2 separate regions of the Homo sapiens genome follow, and region 2 is linked to region 1. Evidence: chromatin loops called from intact Hi-C (ENCODE). Cell type or tissue: IMR-90. All regions are shown on one strand. Links, peaks and the distances in the headings refer to the core of each region. The heading gives the core; the rest is flanking DNA.

What was found. A loop is a pair of places that touch in the nucleus more often than their neighbours do. Peaks named below come from ENCODE experiments on the same cell type or tissue, not always from the same donor. Only the 100,000 strongest peaks of a DNase experiment are listed, where the experiment ranks them.
Region 2: a loop joins it to region 1, with 9 times the contacts of the local background. A loop is called at or near these places in 13 of 110 quality-filtered maps.

Annotation. Positions count from the first base shown.
Region 1 is chr4:158,619,742-158,632,565 of GRCh38, forward strand. RXFP1 (relaxin family peptide receptor 1) reads left to right here. Exons shown (of 18, transcript NM_021634.4): 10 at 7,079-7,150; 11 at 8,897-8,968. Among named protein-coding and RNA genes, the nearest start is that of C4orf46, 46 kb to the right of the region's middle. RefSeq lists a silencer at 11,196-11,490. In IMR-90, for the core only: a CTCF peak has its summit at 5,356 (motif pointing left); a DNase peak (open chromatin) is centred at 5,340.
Region 2 is chr4:158,404,838-158,417,661 of GRCh38, forward strand. No RefSeq gene overlaps it. Among named protein-coding and RNA genes, the nearest start is that of RXFP1, 110 kb to the right of the region's middle. In IMR-90, for the core only: a CTCF peak has its summit at 5,587; no DNase peak of the experiment used is centred there.

The sequences.
Region 1 (12,824 bases), core at 1,713-9,712:
CCTGCACCCAGGGACCAGGCAAAGGTCCATTACTTCCATAGGAGGAATAGAAACTAGAGCATTCTGCCCCAGGGTACCAACAAAAAAAAAAACCACTCCAGCCCAGGATCTTGCACTGATCAAAGCAGTGGGTAGTGCCCATTTGTATCACGGCAGGAAATGCTCTTATGAGAGTTTGGCTTCTGGAGAAGGGGGAACAGCAAAGCTGAGACAGCCCCATCCCCAAAAGCATAAGGAAAAAGAAGTTCATGTCAAATTATAAAGCAATCAACAGAACCAGAACCAGCAATAACTCAGATTTTACAACTTCCAAACAGAGACATTAAAATGCTTATGATTAATAAGTTAAGTAATATAGTGGAAAGATGGATAATATGCACGAACATAAAGAAAATGTCAGCAAAAAGATGGAAACTACAAAAGAGAAACAAAAAATTATTTCAACAGCCTTAGCAGCAGAATGAACACAGCTAAGGAAAGAATCAACAACCTTGAAGATATGTCATAGAAAGCTTTCAAATTGAAACGAAAGAAAAAGAGACAAAAATAAAGGCAAAACAGAATCCAAAAGCTGCAGGATAATACAATTGTCTAACAAATGTGTAAATGGAGTCACAGAAAAAGAATAGAGGAAGAACAGGACAGAAGACAAGCTGGAGAAATAATAGCCAAGAATTTTGTTACATTAATATAATGCAACAAACCAGAAATCTAAGAACCTCAGAAAAATCCATGCAGAAGTCAAGAAAAACTAGATAAATTATAGTCAAACTGCTGAAAACCAAAGATAAAGAAAAGTATCTTAAGGCAATCAGAGAAAACAGAAACATTATACACTGTAAAACAAAGACAAGAAAAACAACTTTTTTTTAAAAGCCAGAAGGACTATGGTAATATTGGCGAAAAAGATTTCAGAACAAGGACTATCACCAGGGATAAAGAGCGATATCATATAATAATAAAAAGATCAATTAAGCAAAAATATGTGATAATCTTAAATGAGTAAACAGTTTCAAAATACATAAAGTGAAAACAATAGAACTGTAAAGAGAAATAGCTAAAAGTCAAAGGATGTCATTTAAAGCTGATGAATCTTTGGCCGGGCATGGTGGCTCACACCTATAATCCCAACACTTTGGGAGGCCGAGGCAGGAGGATCCCTTGAGCTCAGGAGTTTGAGACCAGCCTGGGCAACATAGTGAGACTCTGTCTCTATTAAAATTTTTTTTAAAAAATTAGCTGAGCGTTTAGCTGGGCGTGGTGGTGGGCACTTGTAATCCCAGCTACTCGGGAGGCTGAGGCAGGAGAATCACTTGAATCCTGGAGGTGGAAGTTGCAGTGAGCTGAGATCACACCATTGCACTCCCGCCTGGGCGACAGTGAGACTCTGTCTCAAAAAAAAAATAAAAAATAAAAATTACCTGAGCATGGTAGCATGCACCTGTAGGCAGTCCCAGCTACTCAGGAGGCTGAAGTGGGAGGATAGCGTGAGCCTGAGAGATCAAGGCTTAAATGAGCTATGATTGTGCCACTACACTCCAGCCTGGGCAACAGAGGGAGACTTGTCTCTGGAAAAAACAACAACAACGGACAAATCCATAGATTAGATAGACAGTGGTATTCCCAAGGTGAACACTAATAAAAAGCATGTAATTAACCAATATTGTATGGTAAAGAGAGGCAGAGGAGCAGAGAGGAAGACAATGTACACAAATTTTATCATTTCTTAGTATCATCAAAAGAAAGAAGGTATAGTGCATTGAGTAAAGTTACAAAGATTGCCAATAGAATATACAAAGCTTTGTAAATATCATAAGAAATAAATTTTTTAAAACACCATTAGGTTAAGATAAATATTAGACACAAAAAAAACCTGAGGTGAAAGTTTTTTAAACCTATGGAATCGTGTAATAATATTTTTAAAAAACAGACTAAGGCCAACTATATTAATCATATCAATAAATATAAGTAGGCTAAACTCACCTATTAAAAGGAAAAAGACTGGGAAAGAAGACCTGGGAAGATATTTCTCAAAAAATACTTAAAAATGGCCAACAGGCATATGCAAAAATGTTCAACATTACTAATCATCAGAGAAATGCAAATCAAAACCACAATGAGGTATCACCTCACACCTGTTAGAATCTCTATTATCAAAAAGACAAGAGATGACGAGTGTTGACAAGGTTGTGGCTAGAAAGGAATTCTTGTGCACTGTGGATGAGAATGTAAATTAGTACAGCTATTATGGAAAACATATGGAGCTTCCTCTAAAAATTAAAAATAGGACCAGGTGCGGTGGCTTACGCCTGTAATCCCAACACTGTGGGTGGCAGAGGTGGGTGGATCACTTGAGGTCAGGAGTTCGAGGCCAGCCTGGCCAACATGATGAAACCCCATCTCTACTAAAAATACGAAAATTAGCCGGGCATGGTGGCAGGCACCTGTAATCCCAGCTACACAAGAAGCTGAGGCAGGAGAGTCACTTGAACCCGGGAGGCGGAGGTTGCAGTGAGCCAAGATCACACCCCTGCACTCCAGCCTGGGCGACAGAGCAAGACTCCATCTCAAATAAAAAAAAAAATTAAAAATAGAACTACCATATGATCCAGCAGTCCCACTTCTGGGTATATATCCAAAGGAAATTCCATTAGTATGTCAAAGAGATATCTTCACTCCAATGTTCATTGCAGCATTAGTCACAATAGCCAAGATATTAGTCAACCTTAGTGTCCAATGACAGTTGAATGGATAAAGAAAATGTGGTAGATATATACAATGGAATACTAGTCAGCCTTAAAACAGAGATCCTGCCATTTTGACAATATGTGTGAACTTAGGGGACATTATGCTGAGTGAAATAAGCCAGAGACAGAAAGAAAAATACTGCGTAATCTCATTTATACGTGGAATTTCTTTTTAAGTTGAACACATAGAAACAGAGTAGAATCGTGGCTATGGGTCATGGCAGGGGGAATGAGGAGATGTAGGTTCAAGGGTACAAAATTACAGTTATGAGATGAATAAGCATACAGATCTAATGTATGGCATGTCTATAGTTTAATAACACTGTATTGTATAGTGGAAATTTGCTAAAAGGGTAGAGTTCAGGCACTCTTACCATAAAAGAAATTAACTATGTAAGGTGATGGGTATGTTAATTTGCTTGGTTGTAGTAATCAGTTTACTATGTACTGTATATCGAAACAGGCTATATACCTTAAGTATACACAGTTTTTAAAAGTATGTCATGTAATTGCAAACAAAAGAAAGCAGGCATCATATATTTTATCTAAGTAGGTGGAATTCTGGCCAATGTGCATTAAACAACACAATGACATTTTAATGCTATAACTGCCAATGTCCAATAAAAGATATCACATTATAAGTCTATACACACCAAAGAAATTAATATAGCAACCAAAACAAAAGAAAATGTAGACATACATAAGCAGTAAGAAATAATCCACCACTGGGTCAGGTGCGGTGGTGCATGCCTGTAATCCCAGTACTTTGGGAGGCCCAGGCGGGTGGATCACCTGAGGTCAGGAGTTTGAGACTAGCCTGACTAACACGGTGAAACCCTGTCTCTACTAAATACAAAAAAAAAAAAAAAAATTAGCCAAGCATGGTGCCTGTAATCCCAGCAAATCAGGAGGCTGAGGCAGGAGAATCACTTGAATCCAGGAAGCAGAAGTTGCAGTGAGCCGAGATTGTGCCATTGCACTCCAGCCTGGGCAACAAGAGTGAAACTCCATCTCAAAAAAAAAAAAAAAAAAAAAAAAGATAATCCACTACTTCTCACTCCATAAAAGATCAAGTAGAACCAAAATAAATAAATAACATAATTAGTAAGTTAATGCTAATCAGTGTATATCAAACTTCAGTGCCCCTTCTCAATAACAGAACTGCTTTCTTTGGGACAGCAACATAACTAGCTAAAATACTACATTCCCACACTTCTCTGCATTCACATATAGGATATGTCTTAAGTTCTGACTAGGGAGGTCGAAGTATTACAGTGTAGAACTTCAGGAAAATCTCCTTAAAGAGAAAGATGCAAGTCCTTTCTTTTCCTTCTTTATCCAGAAAACAAAAAACTGAATATGATGGCTTGAGCTTTAGCAACATCTTGTACCATGAAGACAAGGGCATGTGATCAGTGAATATGAAAGATCCTGGGTTTCTAACAACTTTGTAAAACAACCATATCAGCCCTGAACTGCCCAACTCTAGATTTTTTTTTCCTGGGGGGAAAAAACCCCAACAACTCTGCGTATTTATGCTATTATAGATGGGTCTCTGTTATATGTACGTGCACCTAATCCTAATAGATATGAACTTGAAAGCAAAGAATGCCCAAAGAACATTCACCAAAATTGACCATATATTTTAGGACATAAACATACACAAACCAAACTCAAGAAAACAGATGGAGGGATTAGCCTAAAACAGGAGAAGGGTCATCTCTTCCTCTGAGACTAGAAAGAGACCAGGTGCATATACAGGTAAGTTTACAGATGTCAGGCAGCAAGTCAAGGGCTTTTCCCTTCTTCATCACCTCAGTTTTCTCTGTGAAATAGGAGCCAGAAATGTAAAAGGTAGAGGAGGAAGCAGATAGAGAGTAAGATTTTCATGTTTTGAATGCCACTAAGGGACAAGTTGAGGGAGAATAGACAAGATTATAGTCTTTGTCTTTTGTTATTGTTGTTATTCAGATTGAAGAACCACCAAAGTTTTCATTTTTATCCAATTCTACCAGGTATAAAGGGAAAAATAAAATGGTTAGTCTCAGAGGCTCATTAGATAGGAAGGGTGGTGGTTTAAACACAGTAAAAAATAGAAATAAAAATAAAAAAACCTTCGTTAACTCCATTAAAGCTTGCAGCTAGGGAGCAAGAAACAGATTTTTTGTTGTTATTTTGATTTTGTTGTTGTTTTTGCTTCAGCTAAGAGGTATGCTGCAAACCAGATCCCTGCTTATCAAGGACTAAAACCCCTAACTTTAGGAAGAAAATATACATATTCATATGTATGCTCATATACAGGCCCATAGAAACACATCATACAAATGTGACCCCAAATGTTTTTATTATTAACACAGGAGGGGGGAAAAACAGTAAATAAACAACCCAAGGTTAAAATAAATTCAAAATTAAACTACCAATTTAATCAAATGTCCTAATTTGTGCCCCAATATGTGCCTCTTTTTGATTTTCACAAATTAGTAAATTAGTACTAACAAATATTTTTGCCAGCCTAATAGAAAACAGTTACGTAAGTAACTAAATAGGAACATCAACTCACCTCATTAAGCGCATTTTGTGAGACTTAAGAGAGCATCACCACCTGGTGGTAGATTCAGGGTAATGATTAGCAACCAAATAGAAGGAAATGGCCAGTCCCTGTCACAGATAACATACATTATGAGAGACCAAAAGCCTTGGCCAAAACTAAGACCAAAAAAAGTAGCACTATAAGTGATTAGCTTCCAACTTAATAGAATAACAGAAATTTGGAAGGGTGATCTAGAATCCACATTTAAGATTCTAATACAATATCCCATGTAGTACAAAAATCCTGTCTACAAAACTATAGAGATATGATACATTGTCTGTGCTAAATACCTGTAGTAAAAAGAAACAACTTCTCTGGATATCATAGATTGCTAGATAGGTTTAAGTTGGGTTTAAATTTGAAACTTTTTATGTCCCTCGATCAGTCAATCTAATTTTGCAACCCAATGCAACATAGAAAACCCCTGATATATTCTATAGCCTGACTTCAAATATATCTCTCATTTTGTTTTTGTTTGTTATAAATAACACCCCATATTCTTCAATTGCCTTGATTTCTAGATACCGTACATCCTGGTCTTCCAGATTTTACAGATATATTTGATTTGTCAGCATCTATTTTTAATGCAGCACCTAAAATAAAACTGACTCACATGTTGGCAGTGGAGTATAGGCACTTCTATTAATACTTTCCATGTTTCCTTTCAGATTTTAATAGCTGTATCACACTTCTGCTCACATGTTTTAGTGACAATTATTCCTGAACAGCTTTATGTTACATGGTGACCAGTAAGCTGAGTGTTAGAAGAGGCTGAATAGATTTAAGGGCCGGCATTTACTTTTGAAAGTCTATCCCTAAACCTCAGCTCTCTTCCTCTGCTCTATAAAGTTCCACCATATACTCACTTATGAAAGAAGAGGAACAATAAAAGAGTAACTTCAAGATAACCACGAAGAGACAGTAAAACATAAAAATTTTGATACATTTTTATGCTTAGACCATAAGGAGGTTTATGGTGACATAGGCATCACACAGCAAGGGAGCCCCAGGAGGATTATATTTAGATATCTATATAGATAGATAGATAGATAGATAGATAGATAGATAGATAGATAGATAGATAGATAGATAGATAGATGTAGAGATAGAGATATATGCAGCTCTCTGAATTGGAGATGCAGAACCTAAGGCAGTCTGCTGTTTGCTCTCTGTCTGCGCTGGCCTTTGAGACAATATAAAAAGCAAATAAGGGTATTCCCAATAGTAAAAGATTATTGAGGATTTTTTCTGGGGAGTGATTAGGCTGGAAAGGTAGGAGCTAAATATTGTTTTGGCAGCAGCAGCTTTTGCAACAATAATAGAATCTGATGCAGACTGTAGCAAAATAAAATCACACCACTTAGGGAAATGCCATCGGTAACTTTGGACAAATGTTTCATATGGTTCATTATGAAATATCGGTTAATAAATTAGGTGTTTATCATAACAAATGTTTTCAATTTGACTTCTTGTTCTTTTCAATTTCTCATATACATGCCCGTATGCACTCATGATACAGATGGGACGCAAAACATTTTTACCTTTAACATAGAAAAAAGTGTATAATATAGATATTTATATATATAATTTCAGCTGTAATAGAAATGGCTACAAGTGAGAGTCTATATGAAATAAACAGTATGTAAAGAAAAGATATTTTATTAGAAGGCAAATAATTTTAACCAATTTATTTCTCTCCATGATTAAGATTTAGCTGTATCGTTTTATTTTTATGTTCCAGGGACCTTGAAGGCAACCATATCCATAATTTAAGAAATTTGACTTTTATTTCCTGCAGTAATTTAACTGTTTTGTAAGTAATATGCTATGCTTTTGAAGTAATATTATCTTTTCTTACAAATAAAATTTAAAAACACCCATTTTATGGAAAAAAAATCCCAAAGAACATCAAGAGTCTGTTGTTGGATCTCAGTTTGAGAAACACTAAATTGAAGTCTTAGCCTATAAGAATGTTTATCCTTTGCAAATTATTATGGTATAAATTAAGTTTTTCTTTACAATTGTGAAAAAATAGTTACAATCAAAATGAAAAACAAAATACTGCTGAATGTTCACAACCTTGAGGATGTAATTATGGACATCAAGATAAACCTTGAAGTGTTAATGAGTGTAATTCCTTCTTATGCATCTCTGGCCTATTTTAAATTCACATGGTATTTTCTGTTAAAAGTAAAGGATGTTAGGTCTTCCTTCAGTAAAAAAAAATCCAACTCTCCTATTCACAGCTTATTTTACCAGAATGTTTTTCAAACTATGGATTGCAACTAATAAGTAGGTGATGAAAGTAATATATAGCACAATTTATTATACCCTTGTCAGCATTTTTAAGGGAAACAGAATTTAATTGAATAGATTATATCAGACTGCAATGCAGATAATAAATGTATTGTTTCATGAGCCTTAGGGTGTGTGTGTGTGTGTGTGTGTGTGTGTGTGTGTGTGTGTGTGTGTTTTATGATCCAATATAAAACACATTTTTTACTGTGTGTTACCACAGGAATGATTTGAAAACCATTATCCTAGACTACACAGGACCCCTGTATATAGGCGATACAATAGCTCCCACTGATATTACCATATGTTTTCTCCAATTCCCCCCATTCCAATGGGTTCCAATGAGTTCCAGTTTGAACTCCTCCTGAGTTCAGCAATCTTCAGGTACAGGGTGCTTGATATAAATAATGCAAAATAGTGTATAGTAATTGCCCAAAGGAAACCAAATTGCACCTGAAGGACACAGAACAAATAGATATCTGAAAAACTTAGAATTTCTTTTCTATTGTACTTGTATTTATTTTTTAAGGAAACCTCTGTATTAAGAGATTATTTGTGGATTTCCTCTTGGCAGGTGTTGTGCTTTTAAGGTCCAAGAATATTGGGAAATGGTGGTAATGGTTTGGAGTGCAGTGAGGAAATAAATGGGAAAGGACAATTTGAAGACATGTCATACAATGTTTAAAAAATTAAAAGCCCTTTAAAACTTAGTTCTGAGTTGGTCCTCTAGGCTAGCTGGTAACACATGAGATCAGTGCAGAAATGTCAAGAGTTAAACAGACTGATTCAGCATCCCAAATTAGAGATTCTTCTAAAGGGGTTCAGCTAAGAGTGGACTTCCTTAGGCAGATCCGCCCGAAATCACATCAAGTAACAAATGAGTAGGAGTGCTGTGGTGGGTGGGCTATTTTGTTAGACAGTCATGCTATGCAGACTGAAAAGACAAGTCTAAAACAGCTCCTATGCTCTTGGTTGCAAGATATGCAGTCTGTATTCTCAAAAGTTGGGGTTTTCACCATTTCTCGTGCAAAGCTCTTCCTCCCTATTTCACTTAAAATTTTGAATTTCTATTATTATCATCATCAAAACATTTGAGAAATTTAGGATTAAAATTAAATTGGATAATTTATACTACTTCAAAATGTCTTTATGTGAAAAATGTACTGTATATTCATTATCTTTGTTTCTGCATACCGTTCCTCTCTTTAGTAATTCTTGTCGGTTACCTAAAGAAGTTACAATGTATTTTTCTTTTTACTTTCAGAGTGATGAGGAAAAACAAAATTAATCACTTAAATGAAAATACTTTTGCACCTCTCCAGAAACTGGATGAATTGTAAGTATGACTGAACATATACTGATAAGAATTTTCTTTCTACTGTTTTTTCACACTTGTACTTACATGTGTTTATACATTTAAGAAATATTACTTATCTCCTCTTTCTAAGCATTATTTACATATATACACCTCAAGCCACAAAGGAATTCAGATGGCATACAAAAAATATGGAAAATAAAAATATAAATATTTGAGGAAAGTGGGTTAAAGGAAACACAGCTGTAAAGAAATAATAAAGCCAGTATAAAATTAATAAATAAAATACATTCTACACCACTCTGTTCTACTCCTAAAGAAGGACGGTAAATTTATGGGGGGTTTTTTGTTTTGTTTTTGTTTTTTGTTTTGTTTGTTTTGAGACAGGGTCTCACTCTGTCTCCCAGGCTGGAGTGCAGTGGCATGACCTCGGCTCACTGCAACCTCCGCCTCCCAGGTTCAAGCAAATATCCTGCCTCAGCCTCCTGAGTAGCTGGGATTACAGGTGCATCCCACCATGCCCAGCTAATTTTTGTATTTGTAGTAAAGATGGGGTTTCACCATGCTGGCCAGGCTAGTAAATTTGTTATTATGTTTCCTAAAGGATTAGGATTCAGGGACCATAAGATTAGAAGATACCACTTTGCTGATTTGAAACCAAAGGATAATCTTGTATCCATAAGGAAATTAGACACTACTGTGGATAATATTCCTACCTATAATAATGGAAGAGATAAATTATTTTTATAATGCCCCTTTTTAATGCCAATGACATAATTCTAAAGGGCACTATAACAATTCTATGATGAACCAAAGCCCGTGGTCTAAGTACATTGTAGTTGATTTTCAGAATAAAATAGATGTAGAACAATGGATGAAGTGCTTATCCTTCAGACCATTTTTTTATATTTTAGTGTCAATTTTTTTCTTTTCATTTTTTGTTTGCTTTTTTTCTAGTACCAGGGTGTCACTCTGTTGCCCAAGCTGAAGTGCAATGGTACAATCATAGCTCACCGTAACCTCGAACTCCTTGGACTCAAGTGATCCTCCCACCTCAGCCTCCTGTGTAGCTACGACTATAGCACACCACCATGCCCAGCCAATTTTTTTTTATTTTTTGTAGAGACAGGGTCTCTGTGTTGCTGGGGCTGGCCTAGAACTCCTGGCCTTAAGCAATCCTCCCGCCTCAGCTTCCCATACTTTTGGTATTACAGACTTGAGCCACTGTGCCCAAGTAGTATCCATCTTCTGGAAAGAATCTGAATGTGGACAGAGCTACTTGTTTTGACAATTAGCTAGACAGAACACTGATTTATTAAAACTTTTCCATAAAAATTAAAGAATACAATTAGAATGTTATGAAAATAACACCAGGACACCTTACTTGGGCACTCAAGAAGTTACAATGTGTTTTTCCTTATGCTAGGTAGAGGGAATACATGTACCAGGAGCAGGAACGTTTCTCAGGTAACAATCCTGCATTCTGCCCCAAAACATCAGGGAATGAGCCATTAAAAACCCAACATTTTATCTGTAGCCTGAAACACTTTTGGTGGTCAGTACCAATCATTCACAAAATGTGCAGGAAAATCTCAAAAACAAATAGACCCAACCATCTGTTGTAGCAACTCCTGGCACGTGATAATTGAACCATATCATCAGCACATAGGAAAGTAGTCTAAATAGTAGGGGGAGATGCAGCTGGATGATCCAAAGTATTATCTAGACATTAGAATACAAGTTAGTCAAGGAATACTAACTATATACTTTTTCTTGTTTCATCCACTTGAAATCATACCTGAATATCAAGGGACAGTTCCTTCAAATCCTAGCCTTCATGGTGGCAGTCAGGTGCAGATTTTATATATCAATAACCAACAGTGAACATGAACTCAAAGGGCTTAGTGCATAACCAATGCTAATCCAGGTTCAGAAGTAAAGGAAAGAATAATACAAACTGCAGAGGGTGACCAAGGCCAATAATTTGTCTTGCTAATTATTAGGTGGACTTTAATGCACCTAATCCCATATTAAACACTTACCTGAAAAATCAGATTCACCAGGACAAAAATAGCATGTTTTCTAAGAGTCGATGGCTTTCATTGGATGAGTCTATATCTAAAGTGTCCTTTTGAGAGAGGGTTGAACTACACTCTGTGCCCCTCCAGGCTCCATCACACCAACAGAGTTAATGAGGACAAAGAGGATTCACTTGTCACAGAGGACTTTAAGTAGCTCTAGTGACAGAAAATCTTTGCCACGTGGGTGACTTAATTTGAGCTTTTAAAGTCAACTACTCTAGTTTACAAGGTGTTTCCTGAGTTCATTCAGAAATGGACCTTGACTCCAATTAAGTTTAGCCTAACTTTCCTAAACTTAAGCTGAGAAAATGGCCCTTTCAAATGTCACTTGGGATCTGGGCCAACACTATCCCATTACATGATTCATGCTGTTAGAACTATCTGCCAGGATTTGCTCTGATAACAAAACCCACACTCCCACCAGTAATTGTTGAACAAGACATTTGGAATTTTAATATCCCAGTGCACCATTTTAAATCCATTTGCACATTGCTTTACTAATATGATCAATATTTTACTTGGCTTCCTATACAAGGAACTGAAATTGTGCCCCACTTTTACTAAAGATGAAGCAGATAGACTCAGTGTATTCATAGTCTTCTAACTGGGGATGGAGAAAACAGCTAGTCCAAAACTGAGCTAGGCACTGGGTAGCCCAGATGAATAGATATCGTTCTTGTACTCAAAGAACTCACGTTTCAGAAAGGAAGCACATATGTACAGAAACAGTTGTAGTATGATGTTATATGTGCTATATGTGTTATATGTGCTATACTAGAAGTGTGCAAGAGGAATGCATAGGAGAACAAAGGACAAAACACTTAACCTCCCTGGGCTCAGAGGTTAAACAGAGGAATGACGTTTGAATGAAGTCTAGAAGGATGAATATGAGATCACAAGGAGGGAAAGAAGAGCATGGGGATTAAAATACTGAAGTGCATTCGGGTCATGGTGAAAAGTTACTTTGGATAGAAAGTGGTAGGCAAGGAGACTGGAAACATAGTCAATGGCAAGACATTTGAATATTTAAAGGTTCATTATGGCCAGGCGCAGTGGCTCACATCTGTAATCCCAGCACTTTGGGAGGCTGAGACGGGATGATCACTTGTGCCCAGGAGTTCAAGACCAGCCTGGGGAACATGAAGAAACCCAGTCTCTATCAAAAATACAAAGATTAGCTGGGCATGGTGGCATATGGCTGTAGTCCCAGCTACTCAGGAGGCTGAGGCGGGAGCATGCTTAAGCCCGGGAGGTGGAGGTTGCAGTGAGCCGTTTGTGCCACTGCACTCACACAATGCGGTTTTGATTTCATCTCCTAAGGTACAGTAAGCTATTGAAGGAGATTCCAACTCTTTATGAAAGAGATGGAATTTTTGAGTAATTCCTTCAGTTGTCTAATCAGAACAATCTGTTGACAATTCACCGATAAATATGTAACTAACAGCAATAGTCTCCAGGTTCAGTTTGCAGCAAAGACGTTTATAATATTTATCACATTATATTAGCCACTTATTTTTAGTTTTAAAAACTCAGTCTAAAAATTGTCCTACCCTTCGAGGTCAAAAAATCTAACGTTTGCCTTATAAGCAAACCAGCATATATAACAAATACATCTATTCATTCTCCTACCTATCCCAGTGGCAACAAATATGATTTGGAGATGAATAGAAGAAAAGGTTAGACTTTCCCTTAGTATCTCTTGATCACCTTACAGAGCTCAAGTCTATTGAAACTTTTTCTTGTATAAAAGAATCTGAGGCCTTTCACATGAGAGCTGCCACTGTCAAAGCTACCAC
Region 2 (12,824 bases), core at 2,043-10,042, 210 kb before region 1:
ATCTTACAGTTCTAGAGGTCAGAATTCCAAATGGAGTCTCAGACGATTAAAATCAAAGTGCTGGCAGGGCTGGTTCCTTCTAGAGGCTCCAGGAGAAAATTCCATTCTGTGCCTCTTCCAGTTTCCAAATGCCACCAGCATTCCTTAGCTTGTGGCTGCATCACTCCAACCTCTCACTTTCATAGCCACATTTCCTGCTACTCACTGTGATCTCCTGCCTCGCTCTTATAAAGGTCCCTGTAATTACATCAGCCCCACCTGCATAATTGAGGCAAATCTTCCCATCTCGAGAATCACAATTTAACCCTATCTGCAAAATCCTTCTGTCATATAAGGTAACATTCCAGGTTCCACAAGTTAGGATATGGACATCTGGGCTAGGGGCACTATTCAGCCTACCACAGGGAAAAATGCAAACAGTCATAATTCAGGCAACAGACACATTAAGAGCACTGCACTGAGTCACACAAATCAGGTTAAGAAGCAACACGTGATACAAGGGTGATTTAACATTAAACCCTCCACAAAGCATCTCCTGATTCCCTTCAATAAGCTGTGAGCAATTGTTTTAAGGCTATGTATTTAAAAGCATGTGTGGCAAAAAAGGGGAAATCTTGACTGAACACCTACTGTGTGCCATGAACTGTCTGGGCACTGAGGATACAACAGTGAACAACCCAAAGTCTCTCCCTTCATGGAGCCCTCATTCAAGCAGAGGGACACGGTATACCAACAAGTCTTCTAGTAACACCAGCAATGTTGCCTTGATTGAAAGTAGTGAGATTCATACATTCTGTATGACTCCAGTATAAAAATCTGGAAAATATTAACAGTATGATTCCCAGGGCACCTGCCTGAAATAGACAAGGCTAGTGCAAAAAAAGTTAGGACTTATTCTAAAAACTAAAATAAAATAAGCTTACACCTGAAGACACGGGTTTGGTTTTCTTTTGTTTTTGTTTGTTTGTTTTTGAGAGGGAGTCTCACTCTGTCACCCAGGCTGGGGTGAAATGCCACAATCTTTGCTCACTGCAACCTCCACCTCCTGGGTTCAAATGATTCTCTTGTCTCAGCCTCCCGAGTAGCTGGGATTACAGGTGCACGCTGCCACACCCGGCTAATTTTTTGTATTTTAGTAGAGACCAGGTTGGTCTCAAACTCCTGAGCTCAGGCAATCCACCCCCCTCGGCCTCCCAAAGTGCTAGGATTACAGTCATGAGCCACCACGCCCGGCTGAAGACATGGGTTTCTTCATACCCTAGTGAAGGATAGAAAAGAAAATTTGGAAAAGATGAATGAATTCCAAAGGCCATTAATAGTGGGCTGCAGATTAAATAGACTACATTATGAAGAAGGGAAGCTATTTTTTTCAACCATATAACTCAGTTTAAGGTACAAGAAGACTCCTGAGATATAAAACAGAATATTTCATATGAAGGAGTAAGAATGGCCTCATTTTTCTGGCCAAATTTGACATTAACTAAAATAGGAAAAAATGAATCTGTGTCTTCCAATTATGTTAAACTCACATTTGGTTAATTTGAAAGGTTAACCAAAAAATGTAGCTACAGGAAAATATGAGAGGCTGATCTAATGGGATTATTTGTTTCTTGGTGTGAAATTATTTTGGTTTATTACTATCTTATTATATTTCCCAATATCCCTTTTCCTCTTTCTCCTAATAGCTTACTTCTCCTGAGCTCCCACCTCTGATTCAGTTCTCCTTGGTTAGGGTTTTCTACTTACCTATATGAAATTTACTAAAGAAAGGCAGTAAGTAGCATCTTGGCTATCCTGTGTGCCTCATCAAGAAACCAAAAAATAAAAACTATTTTTAGCATATCAAACTTTGACAGTTCTTTTAGAAAAAGTAAATCTCCTTTTTAAGGCATAAGGAAACACTTATGCTGAGACAGAGAACAACATGGGGAAAATATGCCTCCATGATCCAATCACCTCCCACAAGGCACCTCCGCTCACACGTGGGGATTTAAATTTGAGATGAGACTGGGTGGTAACACAGTCAAATCATATCTATAAGGTAACGTGCAATCAGCCACATCTGAAAGAAGGTGGGAAATCATTAGCAGAATCAGTAAGTGTATCCATTAGAGCTTAATCAGAGGAGGAGGATCACAAAGATGGACACAGAAGAAGGGATTTATTAAAAAGTTTAAACTTTAAAATTGTTTGAGAAGCTGGGGAAATAAAACTCCAGAAGAAAGCATTTTAGAGAATTAGAAAAAAAAAAAGTCACAAACCAGGAACCTCAGGCAAGAGCTGATGGAGAGGTCTTTCTGCAAGTCTCTTACCTCTGCACCTGGCAGTGAGTCTGAAGTTGCTACAGGTCAGGTAGGCCAAGAGATAGGAAAATAAACTTGGCTACAAAGCTGGAGAAATCGAGGAAAAACTAGAATCCACGAAGGCCAACAGGAACTCACAAAAACAAACTGAAACCCAAGAGGACAAACAGAAACATGCAGGAATATCCCTGTCCATACTGCAACAGTGGTGACCTACAGGAATCTGGTGCCTTTCACTGTGGGGCTGCGCAGGTGCCTGGCCCTGGACTTGGAGAAGCTGGAGGAGGGGACCCAGCAAGATCTGACACAGATGCAGACATTGATGCAGATGAAGCTGCAGGTCTTGCTGCTGCCCGCCCCAAAGAAGCAAATCAGCAGATCATTGGCCATATACATAGAACCCTACAATGAACCTTCTGAGTGCCATTGCCTGCTGCCTCCTCTGCCCTCCAAATGTCACATACATTTCTCCTGTGCCCAACTCTAACCCAGAATCATACAGGAAAGGAGCATCCAGCACAACTTTTCCTTACATATATAATTTATTCAATATTATTTCCCAAGCCTATCATATATAAATTCACATTGTCTCCCTTTTTCTATCCTAATATCCCCCAAATCCTCTAAAGCAGTGATTCTCAAACTTTAGAGTATAGAAGAATCACCTAGGAATCTTCCTAAAAGGCAGATTCCAATTCAGTAGGTCCAGGATGGGGCCTGAGGTTCTGCATGTCTAACATATGTCTTTATGAGAGGTGACAGCGTGTTGGCAGCCCTCACAGCCCTCACTCGCTCTCGGAGCCTCCTCGGCCTTGGCGCCCACTTTGGTGGCACTTGAGGAGCCCTTCAGCCCACGGCTGCACTGTGGGAGCCCCTTTCTGGGCTGGCCAAGGCCGGAGCTGACTCCCTCAGCTTGCAAGGAGGTGTGGAGGGAGAGACGCGAGCCGGAACCGGGGCTGCGCGGCTTGCGAGCCAGCTGGAGTTCCGGGTGGGCGTGGGCTTGGCGGGCCTCGCACTTGAGCTGCCGGCCGCCCCGCTGGCCCCGGGCAATGAGGGGCTTAGCACCCGGGCCAGCGGCTGCGGAGGGTGTGCTGGGTCCCCCAGCAGTGCCGGCCCACCGGCGGGGCGCTCAATTTCTCGCCGGGCCTTAGCTGCCTCCCCGCGGGGCAAACCCACCAATTCCGGACACATTTACACAAGATTTAATCCTCAGAAATAAAAATGCTGTTGTGGAAATTTTTAAATTGTGTTTCAGGAGGTCCTGAAACACAATCAAATAAATAAGTAAAAGATTTCATATAGATAAGTAAAAAACCCTAAACAAAGGAAACTTAATTGGAGGAGAGAGCGCAGGAGAATTAGGGTATTAGGAGAAGGAGGAAAAGGGATACTATAAAATACAAAAGAAAAATAATAAACCGGCCGGGCACGGTGGCTCACGCCTGTAATACCAGCACTTTGGGAGGCCGAGGCGGGCAGATCACGAGGTCAGGAAATCGAGATCATCCTGGCTAACACGGTGAAACCCCGTCTCTACTGAAAATACACAAAAAAAGAAATTACCTGGGCGTGGTGGCGGAGGCCTGTAGTCCCAGCTCCTCTGGATGCTGAGGTAGGAGAATGGCGGGAACCCAGGAGGCGGAGCTTACAGTGAGCCGAGATCGCGCCACTGCACTCCAGCATGGGCGACAGAGCGAGACTCCGTCTCAAAAAAAAAAAAAAAAAAGAAAGAAAGAAAGAAAAAAAAAAGAAAAATAATAAACCAAAAGAGTTTTGTACCAAGAAGCTAATCATCCCGTTAGATCACCTCCCCAGAGGTGCCTAACAGGCCATGGATTGGTGGGGAAAAAGAAGCAAAGGACAGGTTTGGCCTCTGCGCCTGCCTTGTCTGCACTACTTTTATCTATTTTAAGGTATTCGAATTTCGTGTAAAATTTCACTTGCAGAAAAATATAGATGAGTTCCCTGGTGATATGGTTTGGCTGTATGCCCACCAAAATCTCAACTTGAGTTGTATCTCCTAGAATTCCCACAGGTTGTGGGAGGGACCCAGGTGGAGGTGATTGAATCATGGGGGCCAGTCTCTCCCGTGCTATTCTCGTGATAGTGAATAAGTCTCATGAGATCTGATAGGTGTATCAGGGGTTTCCGCTTTTGCTTCTTTCTCATTTTCTCTTGCCAGCGCTGTGTAAGAAGAGCCTTTCACCTCCCGCCATGATTCTGAGGCCTCGCCAGCCATGTGGAACTGTAAGTCCAATTAAACCTTTTTTTGTTCCCAGTTTCGGGAATGTCTTTATCAGCAGTGTGAAAACGGACTAATACACCTGGTTTAACGACAACACAGATTGAAAATCATTTGAGTCTCAACGACCATGAGCTTAATTACAAAATTATTTTGGCATTGTTTTTGAAGAAAGGAAAATAAATGTTCCACTCAGCATTCTCTGAACTACATTATAAAAGTTTTAGTTTGGCACATTGAGAACATATGTTCATTTATTATTTTATTGATCCTTGCCTGTTCAAGAATACGAAATTGTCCTCAAATACTTTTAATTTTTATTTATTTTTGAGAGAAGGTCTCACTCTGTCACCCAGGCTGGAGTGCAGTGGTGCCATCATAGCTCACTGCAATCACCAACTCCTGAGCTCAAGTGATCCTCCCACCTCAGCCTCCCAAAGTACTGAGATTACAGGCATGAGCCACCACGCCTGTCTTTCCTCAAATATTTTTAATATATTAACTGAATTCCCTTTATAACCTTAGGCGAAATCACTAACTTTCTCAAGAGCTTATTTATGTATGTTTAAATTCAAGTCAACAAACATTCGTTGAATACTAAATATGTTAGGGTAGGGGTGTATCGTGTTAGGGTACAAGGGGCTTCACTCATGATTTCTGTCTTTGAAGAGATTTGCTTTCTATTAGGAAGAACAAAATGACTTACTATAAAACACCGTGAGAGGAAACCCATAAAAAGTGTTAATGTGCAAGAATTCAAATGAGAAATTGTCTCCAGTTGGAATGACCAGGTGGAGTTTAGAATTGGTAATGGAAATAAATCCTCAAAGGATGGATACGAATTCTTCTATCATTAATGAAGAGAAAAAAGTATTTCTGGTGAAAAGCACAGGTTGGACAAAGAATGGAGTCCAGAAAGTTAGAGAAATAGAGGTCCATGGGAAACAAGATGAGTGAGACCGGATTTGGACAGGGAGCAGAGTCCCCATGATTGTTGTGGAATCACTTGTCACAGGAGTTCAGTCTTAATTGTAGGAGGAGCTGGGAAAATGAAGATCCAGAAGAGGGAGTTGGAGGATCAGAAAAGACACTCGGCAGTCCTTTTAAGAACCCATGTCCAGCACAGCAAATGAGACTGGGAAGCGGAGTTCATAGGGAGGTATATAGACAGCTGTTGTTAATGTGAAGCTAGCACATCTGAGAGTGCACAAACATCTGGAGGCTGCCCAGAGGCTGATGTTGGTCAACAGGACCAACAGTTGAGGAGCTAGATACAAATCAGAAGAGAGCCAGAGCAAGTGGGAACCCGCTAGGCACCTCTACATGTTTTCATTACCTTCTACGACTAAAACCACCTTTAGAGAGTAATGGCCACTACTTCACTTTTGCTTTTTGATTCTCACCTGAGTTCTTCATAAGCCACACAGGGCAACTTATCCTGGGAAATATAGTGCCCAACTTAAATGAGTCAACGCGAACAAGCACCACACAAGTTGTCCTGATTAAGAGATATAAGATGCATATGTGAATGTGCTGAAGGTCAGTTTGGTTAAGGTATCAGGGAACATGAGAGTGACCATGATTTCCATGGTGTGAAGTTGATTCTTAATCAAGGGAATCATCTCTAGTGAGGTGAGAGTGAGGTTTATTTTTGCAGGTTCAGGATGAAAAGCCTGAGACTGATCCAAAATTATCCAGTCCAGCATAAGAAAATATTCCTTGACAGGATGCCCTAATCCATGCAGCCATGAGAGGGTTTTATTTAGATGAGAGAGAGAGCTCTATAGCAGTGCCTTCCAACTCCTGTGTCAAAGCAAGCCATTGTACTGGTATATGGAAAAGGGTTCAGGTATGCTGAGATATTCATCCTCCAAGCCTGCAGGGCAGCATGGTCGCAGTCAGAGCTCCTAGACCAGCTGCCTTGGGCAATGAGCATTTCTGTCCAGGGCTGAAGGCAGTGAGCATACTGGGCTACATTTATTTCTTGCTGCTTCCCCACCATTCACTCAGCACAGTGTGTGGTACTCTAGCACCTGGGCATCTCTTCCAGTAGCCATCTGCAGCATGAATTGCTATTCATAATGGACAAGGTGCCTGCAGAGCTGCTGAAGGAGTGCATGTTCCAGATGCCCAAGGAGCTCAGCAGGCAGCCGTAAGTATACTAGCAGGAGGTAAGAATGGCAGGAGGCCAGGGAGACTGTTTTTGGCAGGCACCACCCAAGGAGTAGCTCTGAATCTCTGCCTTCAGTTTTTGTAACACATATGGGTTTGTGGCTTAACTTGTTCCTTTTCTGATTCCAGCTAGCTTCAGGTGCACCTACATTCTGACAATTAGAGCCTTGTCATTATTTTAAAATTGTGACATAAAAAATTTCATGTGGATTCAAAATCTATTAATATTAAAGATAATTTCAAAGTTTCATCTCTGAGGGAGAAAATGGGGTCTTCTTTAAATACAGTTTCAGCTGTTACAAACAACTTGAATGGCTGAAAAAAATGGTTTTAATTTTTTAAATTACATGGCTATGTGAACAAAATTTATTTGATGGTAGCTATAAACAAAGTAATCATCATCTGAAATCATTAATAAGGAATTTACTATAGCCATTGAGAACATAAGACCTAATAACAAAATGTTATGTTCATGGAAGCAAATATGAGTTTTTTATTAAAAACCTTGGAAGATTCTATTTGTAAATTTTAATCATGTTCAATTGGTAACAACTAAAAAGTATATATCATATAAAATAAATGTAATAAAATTTTTCACTAAGCACCACGGAGATTCCTCCAGATCCCCCCATTTACTCCAGTGTATTGTATGATTGTAATTTTATGGTTTTCTATTTATTTCACTATGTTAAATATAAAATTGTCATGAAGAACTACTCTTGAGAAGGTTAGAAATGCACATTTCTTTGGGGTCAGAGAGACACAAATCTTGTAGCTCTAATTCCATATGTCCCCCTTATATCCCAACATTATCTTAACATTATATCCCAGTGGGCTGGCATTATTATGAAGGATATTTACAATTGAGACTCCTGGATGCAGGACTACTCTCCAGCTCCATGTCAGATAAAAAAAAATCACCCAGTGGCAAATGATTAGTGATTGGTAACTACTGATTTGTCTTCTCAGTTTATCAATGTTTCTCTGAAAAAGTAATTATGTTAACTGAGTTCTTTAAAACTTATAGATTCAAGACTGCATTTTAAGAAGACCAAACTGGCTGAGACTATATATGATGAGGAGAAAAGGGAGGAATGAAAGAAGGGAAGAAAAGTTGTATGCTGTTGCAATAGTCAGAGGACAATAATGAAGACCTAGCATAAGGCTGTACAGTAGCTGTGGAAAAGAGATTCTTGAGGCACTTTGTAGATAAAATCTTCAGAACTCTTGAGTTTGGGGAGAAAGAGACATGTGAAAGAAGTCAAATATGACTGAAATGTTGATTGTGAGAGGATGGTAAAATAGAGTTAAGGAAGAGAAAAGGAAGAGATGGTTTAGGGAGGAGAATAATGTATTTGGATCTGGAAATGTTAAATTTGGGTCCTGGGGTAGGACAACAATATAAACTGTTCTGCCAAAAAACCAAGTTACTGATCAGAATATGAGGAGAAATGCCCTCAAATATATAGCTTAATTCTCAAACAGAAGGAGGAACATATTTTTTAATTGTTTTTCCGTAAGTTATTGGGGCACAGGTGGTATTTGGTTACATGAGTAAGTTCTTTAGTGGTGATTTGTGAGATTTTGGTGCACTCATCACCTAAGCAGTATACAGTGCACCATATTTGTAGTCTTTTATCTCTCACCTCCCTCCCACTCTTCCCCCCAAATCCCCAAAGTCCAATGTATCATTCTTATGCCTTTGCATCCTCATAGCATAGCTCCTACATATCAGTGAGAAAATATGATGTTTGGTTTTCCATTCCTGAGTTACTTCACTTAGAATAATAGTCTCCAATCTCATCCAGGTCACTGCAAGTGCTATTAATTCATTCCTTTTTATGACTGCATAGTATTCCATCATATATATATATATATATATATATATATATATATATATATATATATATATACATACACACACACACATACACACACACACGTACATACACACACACACATACATACACCACAGTTTCTTTATCCACTTGTTGATTGATGGGCCTTTGGGTTGGTTCTACGATTTTTCAATTGTGAATTGTGCTGCTATAAACATGCGTGTGCAAGGATCTTTTTCAAATAATGAATTTTTTTCCTCTGGGTAGATACCCAGTAGTGGAATTGCTGGATCAAATAGTAGTTCTACTTTTAGTTCTTTAAGGAATCGCCACACTATTTTCTATAGCAGCTGTACTAGTTTACATTCCCACCAGCAGTGTAGAAGTGTTCCCTGTTCACATCCATGCCAACATCTGTTTTTTTAATTTTTTGATTATGTCCATTCTTGCAGGAGTAATGTGGTACCGCATTGTGGTTTTGATTTGCATTTCCCTGATCATTAGTGATGTTGAGCATATTTTCCTATGTTTGTTGGCCATTTGTATAGCTTTTGAGAATTGTCTATTCATGTCCTTAGCCCACTTTTTGATGGGATTGTTTGGTTTTTTCTTACTGATTTGTTTGAGTTCACTGTAGATTCTAGATATTAGTCCTTTGTCCGATGTATAGATTGTGAAGATTTTCTCCACTCTGTGGGTTGTCTGTTTACTCTGCTGACTGTTCCTTTTGCCATGCAAAAGCTCTTTAGTTTAATTAGGTCCCAGCTATTTATCTTTCTTTTTATTGCATTTGCTTTTGGGTTCTTGGTCATGAAACCCTTGCCTAAGCCAATGTCTAGAAGGGTTTTTCCAATGTTATCTTCTAGAATTTTTATAGTTTCACGTCTTAGGTTTAAGTCCTTAATCCATTTTGAGTTGATTCTTGTATAAGGTAAGAGATGAGGATCCAATCTCATTCTCCTACAGGTGGCTAGCCAATTATCCCAGCACCATTTGTTGAAAAGGGTGTCGTTTCGCCCACTTAATGTTTTTGTTTGCTTTGTCAAAGATCAGTTGGCTGCAAGTATTTGGGTTTATTTCTGGGTTCTCTATTCTGTTCCATTGGTCTGTGTGCCTAATTGTATACCAATACCATGCTGTTTTGGTGACTATGTCCTTATACTATAGTTTGAAATCACATAGTATGATGCCTCCAGATTTGTTCTTTTTGCTTAGTCTTGCTTTGGCTATGTGGGCTCTTTTTTGGTTCCATATGAATTTTAGAATTGTTTTTTCTAACTCTGTGAAGAATGATGGTGGTATATTGATGGGGATTGCATTGAATTTGTAGATTGCTTTTGGCAGTATGTTCACTTTCACAATATTGATTCCACCCATCCATGAGCATGGGATGTGTTTCCATTTGTTGGTGTTGTCTATGATTTCTTTCGGCAGTGGTTTGCAGTTTTCCTTGTAGAGGTCTTTTGACTCCTTGGTTAGGTATATTACTAAGTATTTTAATTTTTTGCGGCTATTGTAAAAGGGGTTGAGTTCTTGATTTGATTCTCTGCTTGGTTGCTGTTGGTGTATAGAAGAGCTAGTGATTTGTATACATTAGTCTTGTATTCGGAAACTTTGCTGCATTCTTTTATCAGTTCTAGGAGCTTTCTGGAGGAGTCCTTAGGGTTTTCAAGATAAATGGTCATATTGTCAGCAATCAGTGACAGTTTAACTTCCTCTTTACTGATTTGGATGTCCTTTATGTCTTCTTGTCTGATTGCTCTGGCTAGGACTTCCAGTACTATGTTGAACGGGAGTGGTGAGAGTAGGCATTTTTGTCTTGTTCCAGTTCTCGGAGGGAATGCTTTCAACTTTTCCCCATTCAGTATTATGTTGGCTGTGGGTTTGTCATAGATGGCTTTTATTACATTAAGGTATGTCCCTTGTATGCCAATTTTGCTGAGCGTTTTAATCACAAAGTCATGCTGGATTTCGTCGAAAGCTTTTTCTGCATCTGTTGAAATGATTATGTGATTTTTGTTTTTAATTCTGTTTATGTGGTGTATCACATTTATTGACTTGCATATGTTAAACCATCCCTACAACTGTGGTATGAAACCCACTTGATCATGGTGGATTATCTTTTTGATATGTTGTTGGATTTGGTTAGCTAGTGTTTTGTTAAGGATTTTAGCATCTATGTTCACCAAGGATATCAGTCTGTAGTTTTCTTTTTTGATTCTTACCTGGTTTTGGTATTAGGGTGATGCCAACTTCATAGAATGATTTAGGGAGGGTTCCTTCTTTCTCTATCTTGTGGAATAGTGTCAAAAGGATTGGTACCAATTCTTCTTTGAATGTCTGGTAGAATTCTGCTGTGAATCCATCTGGTCTTGGACTTTTTGTGTTGGTAATTTTTTTTTTTTTTTTTTTTTTTTGTCATGCAGGCTGGAGTGCAGTGACACGGTCTCAGCTCATTGCAACCTCTTCCTCCCAGGTTCAAGCAATTCTCCTCTCTCAGCCTCTCGAGTAGCTGAGACTACAGGAGCCCACCACCACACCCAGCTAATTTTTGTATTTTCAGTAGAGACGGGGTTTCACCATATTGGTCAGGCTGGTCTCAAACTCCTGACCTCAGGTGATCTGCCCACCTTTGCCTCCCAAATTGCTGGGATTACAGGCATGAGCCACCATGCCCAGCTGGTAATTTTTAAATTACCATTCCAATCTCACTGCTTGTTATTGGTCTGTTGTGTTTTTCCAGGAATTTATCCATCCCTTCTAGGTTTTCTAGTTTATGTGTGTAAAGGTGTTCATGGTAGCTTTGAATGATCTTTTGTGTATCAGTGGTGTCAGTTGTAATATCTCCTGTTTCATTTCTTAGTGAAGTTATTTGGATTTTCTCTCTTCTTGGTTAATCTTTCCAATGGTCTATCAATTTTGTTTATCTTTTCAAAGAACCAGCTTTTTGTTTCGTTTATCTTTTGTATTTTTTTTGTTTGTTTCAATTTCATTTAGTTCTGCTCTGATCTTGATTATTTCCTTTCTTCTGGGTTTAGGTTTGGTTTGTTCTTATTTCTCTAGTTCCTTGAGGTGTGACCTTAGAGTGTCAGCTTGTGCTCATTCCGTCTTTTTGATTTAGGTGTTTAGGGCTATGAACTTCCTTCTTGGCACTGCCTTTGCTGTATCCCAGAGGTTTTGATAGGTTGTATCATTATCGTCTTTCAGTTTGAAGAATTTTTAAATTTCCATCTTGATTTTGTTTTTGACCCAACGCTCATTCAGGAGCAGGTTATTTAATTTCCATGTGTTTGTGTGGTTTTGAAGGTTCCTTTTGCAGTTGATTTCCAGTTTTATTCCACTGTGGTCTGAGATGGTGCTTGATACAATTTCAGTTTTCTTAAATTTATTGAGGCTTGTTTTATGGCCTATCATATGTTCTATCTTGGAGAAAGTTCCACATACTGTTGAATAGAATGAATAGAATCTGCGTTTGTTGAATTAAATTTTCTGTATATATCTGGTAAGTCCATTTGTTCCAAGGTATAGTTCAAATCCATTGTTTCTTTGTTGACTTTCTGTCTTGATGACCTGTCTAGTGCTGTCAGTGGAATATTGAAGTTCCTCACTATTATTGTGTTGCTGTCTATCTCATTTCTTAGGTCTGTTATTAAATGTTTTATAAATTTGGGAGCGCCAGTATTAGGTGCATATATGTTTAGGATTGTGATATTTTCCTGTTGGACAAGGCCTTTTAACATTACATAATGTCCCTCTTTGTCTCTTTTAACTGCTGTTGCTTTAAAGTTAGTTTTGTCTGATATAAGAATAGCTACACCTGCACACTTTTGGTGTCCATTTGCATGAAATGCCTTTTCCCACCACTTTAAGTTTATGTGAGTCCTTATATGTTAGGTGAGTCTCCTGAAGGCAGCAGATGGTTTGTTGGTGAGTTCTTATCCATTCTGCGGTTCTGTATCTTCTAAGTGGAGCATTTAAGCGAGTTACATTTAACGTTAGTATTGAAATGTGAGGTACCATTGCATTCATTGTGCTCTTTGTTGCCTGTTACTTTGGTTTTTTTGTTTTTTGTTTTGGCTTTTTAACTTGTGTTTTTGTTTTATAGGTCCTGTGTGATTTATGCTTTAAAGAGGTTCTGTTTTGATGTGTTTTCAGGATTCATTTCAAGATTTAGAGCTCCTTTTAGCAGTTCTTGTAGTGGTGGCTTGGTAATGGCAAATTCTCTTGGCATTTGTCTGAAAAAGACGTATCTTTCCCTCATATGTGAGG